3 separate regions of the Homo sapiens genome follow, and all the other regions are linked to region 2. Evidence: chromatin loops called from intact Hi-C (ENCODE). Cell type or tissue: endothelial cell of umbilical vein. All regions are shown on one strand. Links, peaks and the distances in the headings refer to the core of each region. The heading gives the core; the rest is flanking DNA. Region 1 has its middle 150 kb from the start of THBS1. Region 2 has its middle 130 kb from the start of LINC02694. Region 3 overlaps LOC105370777 (a long non-coding RNA gene).

Region 1 (4,704 bases), core at 406-4,405, 600 kb after region 2:
ATCACTGACACTTGCCGTCCAACTTGAATTGTGTAAGAAGTATTAGGCATTTTAGAAGCTCATGCAGAGACTCTGGGCTTTCTCATAAGCTAACACAAGCAGAAAAATCTACCTGCTCAGGCTCTTTTCTAAGCCAAGGATGCCAGAATTCCAACCAATTTCTGCTTTGGCCAAAGAGTATCTCAATTGCATGCTGACAAGAGCTTCAGCACAGCTACCCATCTTCATTTTCAAAACGTAGGTGCATCTAGCTCAGAAGGATAGGGTCCTGGAGACCCAGGAGAGAAAAGACAGATCCTCTGAATGTCAGAATAGGACCTTTTTCCCTGTCCTTGTGCTGTCAGCCTGACTCTCTGAGCCACAGCTCCAAGAACAGCCCTGGGGTTATAGAGGTGCAGGGCTTCTAGATAAGAAGCCAGAACAGACAGTCCCCTCTGTGTCATTTGTCGTTACACAATATCCTAACCTCACGCCTCTAGGGGGGCAGCCCAGCAAAGCCAGCAATAGCCAGAGACTGCTGGCTCTTTCTGAGCCACTCATGGTTTCAAGGTGTCCCAGATTTTAAGAGGCTGAATTTTCTTTATGCTTCCTGAGTGCTTCTATCTCTCCACTTTAACATTGACATATGCATGTATTGCAGTAATATTATTTATTCAAATCTACCATGTTCTGGGCACTGGAACAGTGCCTGGAACTGTTGCTGGAACTGTTACAGTGCCTGGAACTTCTTAGAGTATTATGTATTCAAAGTAATATCATTTATTCAACAAACAATATTATATAACTCCTTCTAGGGCTTACATTCTAATGGGGGAGCACACGATAAACAAATAATAAATGACAGTAAAATAAAACAAATAATCACATATGAAGAGGTCCTCTGTGCAGGATGTGAGGACCAACGTTTGAGCACTGGCTCTGACATAGAGTATGTGGAACCCTTATTCGCTCATGCAATCCCCAGGGAAATCCTCTTAGGAGGTACTATTAAGCTTCACTTGACAAATAGGAAAACTGAAGTCCAGACTACACAGCCTAAAAATAGTAGAACACAAATTTGAACCTGGGTCTGATGCCCAAGATCCATTATCATTCCACTTCACCATCTCTCCCCCTGAAGCAAGGTCAAGAGACAAGGAGAAGGAAGGCCAGGACTTTGAGCCTTTCCACCTCATGCAAGAGTGTCCTCTGAGCCTCCACTGCTCAACTCAAGCACGTGTTTTTAAACATTCCAAAGCACTCCCAGTTGCAAAGGAGATGTTGTAGGATGTTAGGTCTCAGCACAAGGAACCCAAACCTTCAGGGGCTCTCCTCTACATTATGCTCCCATTTTTCTCCCAAAATATCGATCTCCACCCACCCTAGACATAGAACTGGAGAATAAGTTCCAGTTTCATCCCTTTGCAGATCTTAGGGGGACCCATCAAATTCCCAGCCACTGGGTGAAAATCAGCAGCTTCTTTATAGGACCTGAGTTGCCTTCCTAGAGGATCCTAGAGGAAAAAAAAAAATCTTATCCTTCAAATACTGCTGTCTTCCAAAATACGTAAGGACGCCACGGTGAATCATAGTGGACACCCTGCATTGGTTGGGTTATTATTTATCCTAGAAGCTTGGGTTCTTGGAGCCCTAGCTTATTTAAGCAACAAAGTCCCTCACAGCCCACAGGTGAGGAAGTGAGTGTAACAAAGAGATCATTGGACCTAAAATCAAAACACCTGTCAAATCCCGGTTCTGCCACTTACTAGTTATGATCTTGAGCCAGAGACTTAATTTCTTTGAGCCTCAGATTCCTTTCTGTAAAATAAACAGTTGTGTGACTTACCTTACAAGGATCATTGTAAAAGGAAAGAAGACCTATGTAAGATTCTGTGTTGAAAGAGCTCAGTACATAATCATGTATTTTAAAAATTAGATGTGGCTTTAATTTTTAAATTTTTCTCATTAAATTTGACAGCAAATTATGTTACTTGGCTATGAATTTAAACCTTGCTTACGTCTCTTATTTCTGGGAAAAAACAAAAAACACCTGCAAGGTTATCCCACTGCTGATTCCTGAGGGGAGGTCCCTCAAGGGCACATAAGGTGACAACTCCTCCAGCATGGACAACAGCCACCCAGAGATGCCAGGGAAGAATAGAGGGAACTCTCTTCTTTTTCCAACTTTCCACGTAATTTGTAATTGTTGTTTAAACTCTCAATCCTCCTGGTGATATGATAGGCTCAACTTTCCAAGATACTGAAGTTGAAAGAGTTTAAAAAAAAAAAAAAAAAAGGTATAACCAGGAAAGTTAGCTTTAATAATCTCCATTCCAGACATTTTAACCCACTTGAAAGGGGTAATACTTACCCCCCAAAACCTAAAGGGTGACTGTTTTGAGCATGAGGTGTGGGGAATAGAGATTAGCGTGAGAGGGAGGAAAGTGTTAAAATAGAAAGAGGCAGAGAGGAAATGAAATAACCTTCCTACCTCTTATCCTTGAGTGCTTTCAAGAGCCTGTCTGGGGCCAGGAGCCCCAGGAAACACCAAGGCTGTTTCTTGCCTTCACCTTTGGGCTGTTTTTTACTGCCATTCATTAAGAAAATCTTTTCCATCAGCCTTATCATCCTTTTCTTGGCTCTTGGTCAGGTTGAGTCAGACGTGGAACATTTACTTTCACAAAGACTAACCAATCTTTTGTCTAGACGCAGATGTCTTCCACCAAAGCTTGTTGATCAGGGTCATGAAAGAGGCTGGTAAACACGTAGGCCCTTTTGTGTAACTGAACACTGTGGGGGGAAGACTGAGGACAGAGGAAATGGAGAAAATGGGGGGAGCTAGGAATTTGTTGATAGCATATAAAAGTGGGCAACTGAAAGCACTGTGAACTCTCTTTGTTTGAAAAGTGTAAGGGGACTAGTTTGTAGTATCCCTAAAAAGGTTTGCAGATCAAGAGTGGAACTGGGTTTCAAAGGCCCCAGGGCCTTTTCTTGTCCTGTTGCCTCTGCCTGGACCATTTTCTGTCCTTCCTCTCTACTTCCTCTTCCCGGGCCAACTTTTATTCCCTCTCCCAGTCTTTTGCTAACAGCCACTTCCTCAGGAAAGCTTTCCCCAGCCCCTGCGGCTAGGGCAGGTTGCCCCATTACCCACTCTCATCACACCCTGCACTTTGCCAGTGCAGCTGTCTTCAGTACTATAATTAAATGATGATGTGTGCACAGCTATTTGGACAATGACTACCCATATTCATTAGTCGTTGGGCATTTTGTAAATTATCTTATAATTGAGCTAATTGTAATCTTTAAGCAGTAATATTACACAACAAAAACGTGTATAATTATTATTAAACTAATAATGTTGTCTCTCTGGCTAGATATTAACCTCCTTGAGGGCAGGGACTGCTTGGACCTGTATGTAATGGGGTGCCCAGTGCCTGATACTGTGCCTAACACATAGGTGGAGGTCAAAATATATGTTGAATAAATCAATGTATGAGTTTGTCCATGAGGGCAATAAAGGGGAAAACGTAAGGGGAAAAGCATCCAGAGAATAGTTCCCACTGGTTTAGGCTAGACAAGCAATGTACCAATGTTTTGGTTGCCCCAGAGTCCCTAGTACGGAGCTATTTCCTACATCATTCACCATCCTGAGCACAGAGACCTTCTGAAGTCTTATTCCATTGTTGCCTTTAACAGCAAAGAAAAAAGAAACTTGGAAGCCAGCTCCCTGGATGTACTGTATATCTTTTGAAAACAAAAAGTGGTCTTTGGTCATTTCAGAGAAATTTTAAATTCATGGTAATATGAAAAAGAACTCATTGTTTAAGAAAAATATTTTGGCCAGGCACAGTGGCTCATGCCTGTAATTCCAGCACTTTGGGAGGCCAAGGCATGAGGAACATTTGAGACCAGGGGTTCAACACTAGCCTGGGCAACATAGTGAGACCCCCACTTCTACAAAAAAGAAAAAGAAAAAGAAAATTATCCAGACATGGTGGTACATGCCTGAGGATAGCTTGAGCCCAGGAGGTTGAGGCTGCAGTGAGTTGAGGAAAATAAACGTCTCATTTCTCATTCCAAAACCACAGGGACACTTTACTACAAAAGTATGATTGCACCACTGCACTCCAGCCTGGGCCACAGGAAAAAAAAAAAAAAAAGAAAGAAAAAGAATATTTTCAAGGAGTGAATTAGACTATAGTTTTGGAAGTCTGATTCATCCTTCATGTAGTGTATGTTATGTTGCATTAGCCATCTTTCCATGAAGTTCCATCACTAGATAAATGAAATTGAGCATGTCTCTGCATAGGTTTGGTCCTTCAGAGGTATTGTTGATTCTACAAAAGCAGAGACAGTCTCATGCCTATCTTTTGTAAATCCAGGACACTATGGTGTCTTGGGCACAGAATAATCACTGATGAGATGAATAGGTGCACCAAGTCAAGAGGTCCTTGAAAGGTCCCCCATTAAACCTATGTTATCCCCCCATTAGTTTACCTCACAAAGCATGATTCCATTCTTAGGGGAAAGTTTCACAAAATGGCTCTCATATCTCCCTCTCTGTAGACTCCTAACTTATTGCAGCCTGGTTTCTCCTGGCCTTCATCCCATGATGTGTACCAGCTCAGTGTGTCTCCTTCCTGCTCTCTCCTGCTCAGCCCTCTCCCAATCCTCCCTCTATCTTTTTGATCTTCAAAGGAGTCAGACAAGGAGCACATCCCCCTC
Region 2 (4,704 bases), core at 318-4,317:
TCCAGCCCTTATCAACTCTCTCCTGGAATATTGCAGTAAATTTCTTACCTGATTCCATATCTTCCATGTTCCTATCCTTTATTAAGTTTTCTACATTCTTTCCAAAGTGTTATATGTAAGAAAAATTTAAAATCAATGCTGACTTATTCTTGATTTTTAAGATAAAAAATCAACTCCTAAAATTTCTCATGTTCCCATGCCCTGTGCCCATGCTCCAAAATTGGAGCCTGTGATGCAGTGGAAAGAGCATGGCATTTAACTTGAGATCCAAACTTGAAACATGTGGCTTAGCATGTTCGTTAAACTTTTTCATCATTAGTTTTTCGTACGCAAAATGAAGAATATATACTCCTGGAGTGCTTGTGAGCGTTTGATGGGATAATACAACTCCAGCTTTTGCAGCGTGATACATTCTCAGTAGATGGTAACTCCCCTACCTCCACCTCCTTCCCTAGTGGGGCTTGCTGCTCCCTGATGGATCTTGATAAACTCTGGATGAGCTTGGATGCCCTGGAGGTCCCTGGGGTTAAGAAATTGGATGCAGCATCAGGGCATTATGGTACTTGGTTTTATGGCATGGCAGTCATACATGGCATTTTAGGGAAGACAAGAGAGCATGGGGGAAGAATCTGACATTGTGTGTTGAAGCAAAAGGATTGTCATTTGCAGTGTGTTCCTGACAGCTCTGGTTATACAGGTGGGAGAACCGGATGCTTTATTATGAATCAGTCAATCTCTTAAGCAAGTGTTCTTTAAAGTATTTTGATTGCAAATTGCAAAAAATAGTTGCAATTCAGGGCCAGATGCCATGTTTATTTCTTGGTTCTCAGCCTACTCTTAGCAGATAAAAATGACCAAATGTGAGCATTCTGTGTGCTGTGCAGAAGTAACTATCCCTACCAACAGCTATGTGCACCTATGCTCATTTTCCACGGAACCTTCTTAAACTCTTCATGTTTGAAGTGGCCTATTTGTTCTTGCTGCCAAAGTTGAAAGAAATGTTAGCTAATTATAGAGAGGGAGTTTGTCTAACAGAAGGGCTTTTCACTAGAAGCTGAAGGGAGCTGTTTCCCTTTTGGATCAGCAATAGCTTGATGGGTTTGAAAAAGTACACAGTATCATCTAATAATTTCTAATTGGACTCACTTGAGAAAATACATAATGGAGATTTAGATTATAAGGTAGGGTAAGAATATTTGTGTTGATGTATATGTTAAACTAGCAAAATGGGTATCATCTCTGCTCCACTGGGGCTTATAAGCCAAAATGAACATGATGGATCTATAAGTAACAGGATAGGCTCACAGAAGCAGTATCACTTTTTGAGATATCAGGATTCTGAATGTCAACCAAATATATGAGAGTAACCTGCACAGGAGTGTTTTGCTCTGGCAGTGAAATTGTAAATTGCCAGCATAACATGATACTCAAGGGGAATGGCAGAGGGGGTTGCCGGAGGAAGGGTATTTTTATTTCAATGTAATTAGGGAAGGTTTCCTTGCAGAAGTGATGAATGCTTTCTTTTTTGTGCTTTCCTTGAGGCATTAAAAAAAAAAATCTCTATTCTGAGATCTTGGCAGTTCTTTCCAGGAGCTGAATTTGTCCCCTTTGCCCCTTCTCTACACCTCTCCCAATTGCTCTAGATCCAAAGAAACCATGATCTGAGCTGTGAAGTGTTCAGAGTCCTAAGTTCTAACTCCAATGAAGCTCTCACCTTACACAGTACCACATCCAAAAGGGGCCCAGGGCTTTTCTAGGGATCTGTCCTCAAGTTGGAAGCCAGGGGTTCTCTGGGCTGAAAGTCTTTTTTGATCAGAGAAGCCAAGCAGGGTGACACCCCAGTCCCCTGAAGAGGCCACAGAACTTCAGATATATATTTCACATCATAGCACTCAAGTTTAGGCAGTGTTTTGGACAACAAATGTCTGGGGTGGAAATTGCGTGTATGCTGACCGTGAAAATGAAATTAGAGTGTTCCTCTGTCCTTGAGAGCAGGAATTCCATTGTTTGGCCCCATGTGACCTAAATTTGACTCTGAATATCTTTGGATACCACTAATAACCATGACTATTGAATGGTGGGAAGGTGATGACATGAATTTCCTCAAACTCAGAGGGACATTCCAGAGGGAAACTGGGTGACTCCAGTGTTAGCTCTTTTTCTGCTTAGCTATCAGGGGAGTGAATTGTACCTCAACTGGTTCTGGAGCCTTCATTCCTTATCTCCATTAGACGTCAGGAAATGTCTCTAAGCCCTAATCACCCGATGGTATTTTATAAAGCACTATGCCTAAGCTTCCCTTTTCAGTTGAAATGTTGAGGACTGAAGTGGGCAATGAAGACCTTGTTTCTTTGGCTACTAGCCAACCTGGATTAAAGAAGAAAAACAGCTTTGACAGAATTTCTTTTGAGGTGGTCCAAAGACTGTTTTCTGGAACATAAAAAGCATCTATATTCCACTGTGATTTTGTTAACTGTTTGCAGTAAAGTTTGAAGGTGTTTGGCCCAATCTGAATACCAGTTAACCCACGATCTCTGTTTGATACATCTATCCCCAGCTGGTGACATGCTCTTATTAATCCTTTGATCTAGTTGGGTATCTAGTGTGTGGTGCTGAAACAAAATTTTACCCTGTGCACGAATCTCGCTTCTCCATCTTATTGAAAGATGAAAGCATAAGATGGGACATGAGGCAGAAGACAGGGTTTTGGTATCCAGTTCTGGGGCTTGAGGACATTTTAAGCCTCAATTTTATGTATAAAATGGCAACAAAGACTTCTATTTGTCACCATCATTGAAAATAATCAGATGAGATAATGAATTAAAAGTGCTTTGTACATCAAAAAGCCCTGATTAAACAAACACTACTTCTAAACAACTTGATGAATACAACTCCTACTAATATAGACAGGCTAGAAGCAAACTTTAAGCATAGATCTAAATTTTCAAGGAATGGAAAGTGGCTCAATCTTAAGTATCTTTTCACATGACTTGCTCTCTGTTTGGACATTTCCGAGAACTGAAAGTTACCATGTTGCTAGAAACTCATACAGTCATTGGAGGTGTTCTTGGTGCTGAGTGATAGAGCCACTGGGGGTGTTATTTCCCAACAGAATTTCCATTGTCTGCTGAATTTGTTTTTGTTGGCTTGACTCTTCTATTGAAATCTCCCTGATATCCTGTTATTAGGAAACTTGGGGATTATTTTCCCTTCTGTAAAATGGGGATAATATCCCCTAGGGTTTTTGGAAGATTTACGATGAGATATTCTCTGTAAAGTACTTACGATAAAACGTTGTCCACAATATGTATATAATAAATGTTAACTATTACTATTATTGCTGTTATTACTTTGATTACAATTATTGGGTGAATGACAAATTGTAATGGTCACTTTTCTCCCTTTGACCAGTCATTGACTAAATTAAGCTTCAAGTGCTTTTGGAAGGAAGAATATGTGAGATATCTAAGAAAAGTTGATAAAATGTTATCTTCTTTGATAATAGAATGACCAATCGTTGACTTTTTTTTTTTTCCTTCTTTTGAATGACAGAGAAATGCCAGCTCCCTGTAAACATGAGAAAGCCCAGATGAAATAAATAAGGTGCTTCACATTCTGCCTCTCAGCCACATGCTCTGGGCAAGAGATTCTAATTCTTCAGAATAGCCACTTCCCAAGTTCAAATGGGGCCATCCTTCTTCTCTGGCACTGGCAGTGAGTGCTGGGGCAGTCTGTATCATGTTATGGCAAATTACCTTGAGGTCACAAGCCAATTTTTTGTTCCTATAGAAACATTGACTGTGAGAAGATAATGGCCAATGTGTTTTAAGCACTTTGTATTTGCAAGGGACTGCTCTAAGTACTTGATAAACATCAACTTCTTTAATCCTCACAACTCTATGAGGTAGGGATAATTAGCATCATTTTCCAGGTAAGGAAACTGAGGCCCAAAGATGTTAAGTCATCCAGACAGTAAATGGTTGTGTCAGGATTAATGCACAAGCACCTTCATTCTTGACCATTACCCTCTGAAAAAAGGGCTAAGGTGGAGAGTGTGGCTCTGGGGCAGGGCAACTCTAAACAGGAAACATGCTCCTTCACAAATGTGCTGGATTCTACCTCTTTCAGTTAAAGATAAAAGGAACCTTTACGTGTGAACTCAGTCTTCTCTCCAGGGTCTTTAGCTGACAGAGTGCCATCATTTTGCATACAGATATAACTCTTATTGTCTGTGGCTTCCATCTTTTACTTCAGACTATATGTCTGGGTTGAGTGGTTCAAATAATGGCAGATTATAAAGTGCTTTCATTTATTCCAACTCTGTGAAATAAGAATTTCATAGTGAGAAGCTTCCCAGAGACAGAGAGAGAAGAAACTTGTGTATGTCACAGAGCTAGTGACATAACTGGGGTTTGAACCCCTATTTCAAACTCCTATCTCTACACCATAAGAAACAATCCCTCGTCAATCTGGGGGTTGTGGGTGGTGTCACCAGATTATAAGGAAAAGCTGCCTGTCAGGTCAAGAGTAGTGTTTACATTGGTGAAACCCCGTCTCTACTAAGAATACAAAAATTAGCTGGGTGTGGTGGCACGCACCTGTAGTCCCAGCTACTTGGGAGGTTGAGGCAGAAGAATTGTTTGAACCCAGGAGGCAGAGGTTGCAGTGAGCTGAGATTGCACCAGTGCACTCCAATCTGAGTGA
Region 3 (4,704 bases), core at 349-4,348, 270 kb after region 2:
AAATGCACAGCTGCTGGCAATCTTCCAGGTTAGCCAGAGACCAGAATGACTGGGAAGGTGCCATTGATAGTGAGCAAAGGAGAAATGGTCATGAAGAGAGTGATGTGCGTTTGGAATCACCACTAGGAGGAAATTAAGAAGAATGAGGGATCCTGCGACCTGGTGGAGGCACATTTCCACACTTTGTGTTTCTTCCCAGGAACCTCTCCAGTTGTTTCTTTCTTCTTTACAAATTGCATAAGACCATGGAAATCTTGTCCCACTCCCTACCTTCTGGAAAAAGAGGCAAGAGCATGTTTTAGAAGGAATTTTCTTCCTTATAGTTGGAAGGATGAAGATGGTGGGACAGTGGGGAAAAGCCATCTCTGTGTTTCTACTGGTTATCACAACAAGACCAAGAATTATCCTGGTATATATACATATATATGTATGTATATATAACATGTATATAGTTATATATACATACATATATATGTATATATAACATGTATATAGTTATATATACATATATGCATACATACATACACCATTATATATGTATATATGTGTATATATAGAAATATGTAGGTATATATGTGTCTATATACACATTTTATGTATGTGCCTATATACACATTTTATGTGTCTATATACACATTTTATATATGTGTCTATATACACATTTTATATATGTATCTATATACACATTTTATATATGTCTATACACATTTTATATATGTGTCTATATACACATTTTATATATGTGTCTATATACACATTTTATATATGTATATATATGTGTGTGTGTGTATGTGCACACACCTATACATACATTATATATGTATCTCCCACTACTTATTTCCTCTCATCATTTAAGTTACCAAAACATATTGTTTCTCTTTCAAATCCACCTTCTCTTTTCCATCTCCAATAACATTTCCTTATTTCATCTGCACATCATATCTCACTTGCATTACTAAAATACTCCCCTAACTGGATTCTCTTTTGTGTCTCACCATTATAGCTTATCTTTCACACAGCTATCAAAATTGACTTTCTAAAACAAAATCTAATCATTCCACTTCTTTACTTAAAAAGTGTTTCCCTGTTGTTCTGGGGCTTCTGATTTTTGTCTAGGATATAGCCTTGGAAATTATGCTAAAATTCAAAAATCTATAGTTAATTCTGATACATAGCTCTACTGAGAACCACTGTATTAAAATTGTCTATGTAAAGAGTTGAAGAATAGACACATTTCTCTGATAATGTGCTCAAAATTCTTATCAGGGAGAAACCAAGAAAATGGAACTATTTTTTGTCCTAGTGTATGTCATGTGATTATAAAAATGCCAAATTAAATAAATTCACCATGAATAACAGAAGCAGTGGTATTCTCTACCTTTTCTCTTTCAGTTTTGTATAAAAATGGGACCAGTGGTATGAAGGATTCCCCAGCACTGTTGAAATCCAGTCTGATGTTGTATCCAAATAGAACCGATTCTCCTGCAGCAATTACATACCCTGCCTGCCAACCAGGTCTGCCAGGTCACTAGAAATCTTACCAGAACTCCTCCTTCATTATTTGCTAAGAATATTGAGGATGGGGGAAAGAGAAAGAATAAAGGAAGGCAAAATGACCGTCTCAGGCAAGTCAGCTCTAGGAAGATTTGTTAAGTAGGAAAAACTTGTCATTATGCCCCTAACCTTTTTAAATTTTAAATTTAGAAATATTCAAATATAAACAAGAGCAAAGAAATTTAAACATGTACCCATTATCCACCTTCAAAATTATCAACATCTGCAATCTTGTTTCATCAATATTCCCCACCACACACACTCTTTTCTCCATATACACTGGATTATTTTGTAGCAAATCTAAGACATGGTTTTATTCACATATAAATATTATACTATGAACTTGTAAAAGACAAGAACTGTTAAAACAGAATAATAGACTTCTTGCATTTTATTACTTCTCTATTGTTCCTGTAACAAATTACCAAAAACTTACTAGCGTAAAGCAACAAAAATGTATCATTTTATAGTTCAGGAGGTCAGAAGTTGGAAATGAGTCTTAAGGATCAAGATCTTATCTGGTCTGGTTCCTTTTCAAGGCTTCACAGGGAAGAATAAATTCCTTGCCTCTTCCTGCAAATGGCATTCCTTGGATGCTGGCTATATCACTCAGCCTCTGCTTCTGTGGCTGTATGGTCTTTTATTCATTGACCTTGTTGGCTCCCTTTTCTAAGAACCCTTGTAATATGGGTTGGCTCTGTGTACCCACCCAAACCTCATCTTGAACTGCAATCCCCACCTGTGGGAGGAGGGGTCTGATGGGAGGTGACTGAATCATGGGAGTAGACTTCCCACTTGCTGTTCTCATGATAGTGACGGAGTTCTCATGAAATCTGGTTGTTTAAAAGTGAGCGGCACCTCCCCCTTTGCGCTCACACGCTCTCTCTCTCTCCTGCCACCATGTAAGACATGCCTTGTGATATGGTTTGGCTCTGTGTCCCCACCCAAATCTCATCTTAAATTGGAATCCCCATAATTGCCACATGTAAAGGGAGGAACCCAGTGGGAGGTGACTGGATCATGAGGATGGTTCCCCCATACTGTTCTCGTGATAGCGAGTGAGTTCTCATGAGAACTGATGGTTTTATAAGGGGTTCTTTCCCCTTTGCTCTTCACTCTTCTCTCTCCTGCCACCTTGTGAAGGTGCCTGTTTCCCCTTCCGCCATGACTGTAAGCTTACTGAGGCCTTCCCAGCCCTGTGGAACTGTGAGTCCATTAAACTTCTTTGCTTTATAAATTACCCAGTCTTGGGTATTTCTTTATAGCAGTGTGAGAACAGACTAATACACTTTGCTTCCCCTTTGACTTCCACCATGATTGTAAGTTTCCAGAGGCCTCCTTAGCCATGTGGAACTGTGAGTCAATTAAACTTCTTTTCTTTATAAATTACCCAGTCTCACGTAGTTTTATATGTCAGTGTGAAAATGGACTAATACACCTTGCAATTACATGTAGGACCTACCTGGATAAGCCAGAGTAATCCTTAACTCAATTATATCTGCCAAATTCCTTCTGCCCATATAAGGTAATACATTTATAGGTACCAAAGACTAGGACATGGGCATCCTTGAGAGGAGGAGGCATTATTCAGCCTACCACAAACTTAACATTTAACAATAGTTCCTTAGTGTCATTAAACATCTAGTCAGAGTTCAGATTCCCCGGATCATCTTGTAGTTTCTTCGGTTTGGTTTGGTTTTCCCCCAATCAAAACCATTCTCTCTGAGAAAGTTCTATTAGGTCCTGGCATCCATTATGCTGTCATATAAATTAGTTTAAGGAATCAGGTGCAGTGCTACAATACAAATTCTGACTTTAGCTTGTTCTGCCCAGAAGCCCCATTCATAGAATCCTAATGGTGCCAGTCATTTCAATCATGTCACCAAGTTGACACTGTTACTGACTAGTTTGGTCTAAATTTGCAGCTGTAACTGTTCTAGAAGGACTTATCCATTGATTTTATAGATTCGGCCTAAGTTTAGGAATTATCTTAGGTCCCAGGATAACTCATGTGTTGCATCTTCAGAGAATCAATGAGTGGGCCCACATTATGAGAAATTCAGGCCACAATGGAATACAGGAAGCAGATATTACTTAATCTCCTTTCTCCTAAAAGTGTGTGTTGTTCCTCTGACCCATTCCCATCCATTTCTCTTCCTTCCTTTACCTCCTAAAATAAAAAGGAGATTAAGTAAGGTAACAGCAGGAAACAATACTTGGTCAGTGCTGACCTCCCTGTCTCTCTAAGTTCTCATGATCAGATGGCTGAACTCAAGGAAGGGATAGAATAGATGACAACTGTGTAAGACAAAAAAAAAGAGTGTTCACAGCCATGTGGGAGCAGGATGAGACGACCAGGACTACAACTACTTCCATTCTGCTGACTTAAGAAAAGGAAAAATTAAGGATAGGAATCTGATTTGAAAAGACAAGCAGAATTTGACAGCCCTGTAATGTATTGGAAGGAATGAATTATGTGTCCTGGATTTGACTGCAAACTCCACCACTAACTAGCTGTGTGACTTGGGGCAAATCTTTAAATGTTCTAGATAGCTGATCATCTTTAAAATGCAGATGTGGGCCGGGGGCAGTGGCTCACACCTGTAATCCCAGCACTTTGGGAGGCCAAGGTGGGTGGATCACCTGAGGTGAAGAGTTTGAAACCAGCCTGGCCAACAGTGCAAAACCCCATCTCTACTAAAAAAATACAAAAATTAGTTAGGCATGGTGGCACATGCCTGTAGTCCCAGCTATTCAGGAGGCTGAGGCAGGAGACTCGCTTGAACCCAGGAGGTGGAGGTTGCAGTGAGACAAGATCGTGCCACTGCACTCCAGCCTGGGTGACAGAGCAAGACTCCATCTCAAACAAACAAACAAAATGCAGATGTGGACTAGTCTCTAAAGCTCCATTCCACTGATTTTTTTTTCCAGTGCTTGTCATTTCTAATGTGAAATACAACATAAAATGCATATTCATCCCTTGATCTCATATATTTCCTAGAAATTTTTTAACTTTATTTTTTTAACTTCTATTTTAGGCTTGGGGGTATATGTGAAGGTTTGTTGCATAACTAAACACATGCCATGAGGGTTTGTTGTGCATATTATTTCATCACCCAGGTACTACACCTAGTACCCAATAGTTATTTT

The links. Peaks named below come from ENCODE experiments on the same cell type or tissue, not always from the same donor. Only the 100,000 strongest peaks of a DNase experiment are listed, where the experiment ranks them.
Region 1: a loop joins it to region 2, with 8 times the contacts of the local background. A loop is called at or near these places in 3 of 110 quality-filtered maps.
Region 3: a loop joins it to region 2, with 7 times the contacts of the local background. A loop is called at or near these places in 3 of 110 quality-filtered maps.

The regions. Positions count from the first base shown.
Region 1 is chr15:39,427,484-39,432,187 of GRCh38, forward strand. No RefSeq gene overlaps it. Among named protein-coding and RNA genes, the nearest start is that of THBS1, 150 kb to the right of the region's middle. In endothelial cell of umbilical vein, for the core only: no CTCF peak of the experiment used is centred there; DNase peaks (open chromatin) are centred at 2,668 and 3,518; H3K27ac peaks cover 3,365 bases.
Region 2 is chr15:38,826,240-38,830,943 of GRCh38, forward strand. No RefSeq gene overlaps it. Among named protein-coding and RNA genes, the nearest start is that of LINC02694, 130 kb to the left of the region's middle. In endothelial cell of umbilical vein, for the core only: no CTCF peak of the experiment used is centred there; DNase peaks (open chromatin) are centred at 2,122 and 3,062; H3K27ac peaks cover 3,996 bases.
Region 3 is chr15:39,100,505-39,105,208 of GRCh38, forward strand. The region is part of intron 1 of LOC105370777 (a long non-coding RNA gene); the gene reads right to left. Among named protein-coding and RNA genes, the nearest start is that of LINC02915, 150 kb to the right of the region's middle. In endothelial cell of umbilical vein, for the core only: no CTCF peak of the experiment used is centred there; a DNase peak (open chromatin) is centred at 2,067; H3K27ac peaks cover 959 bases.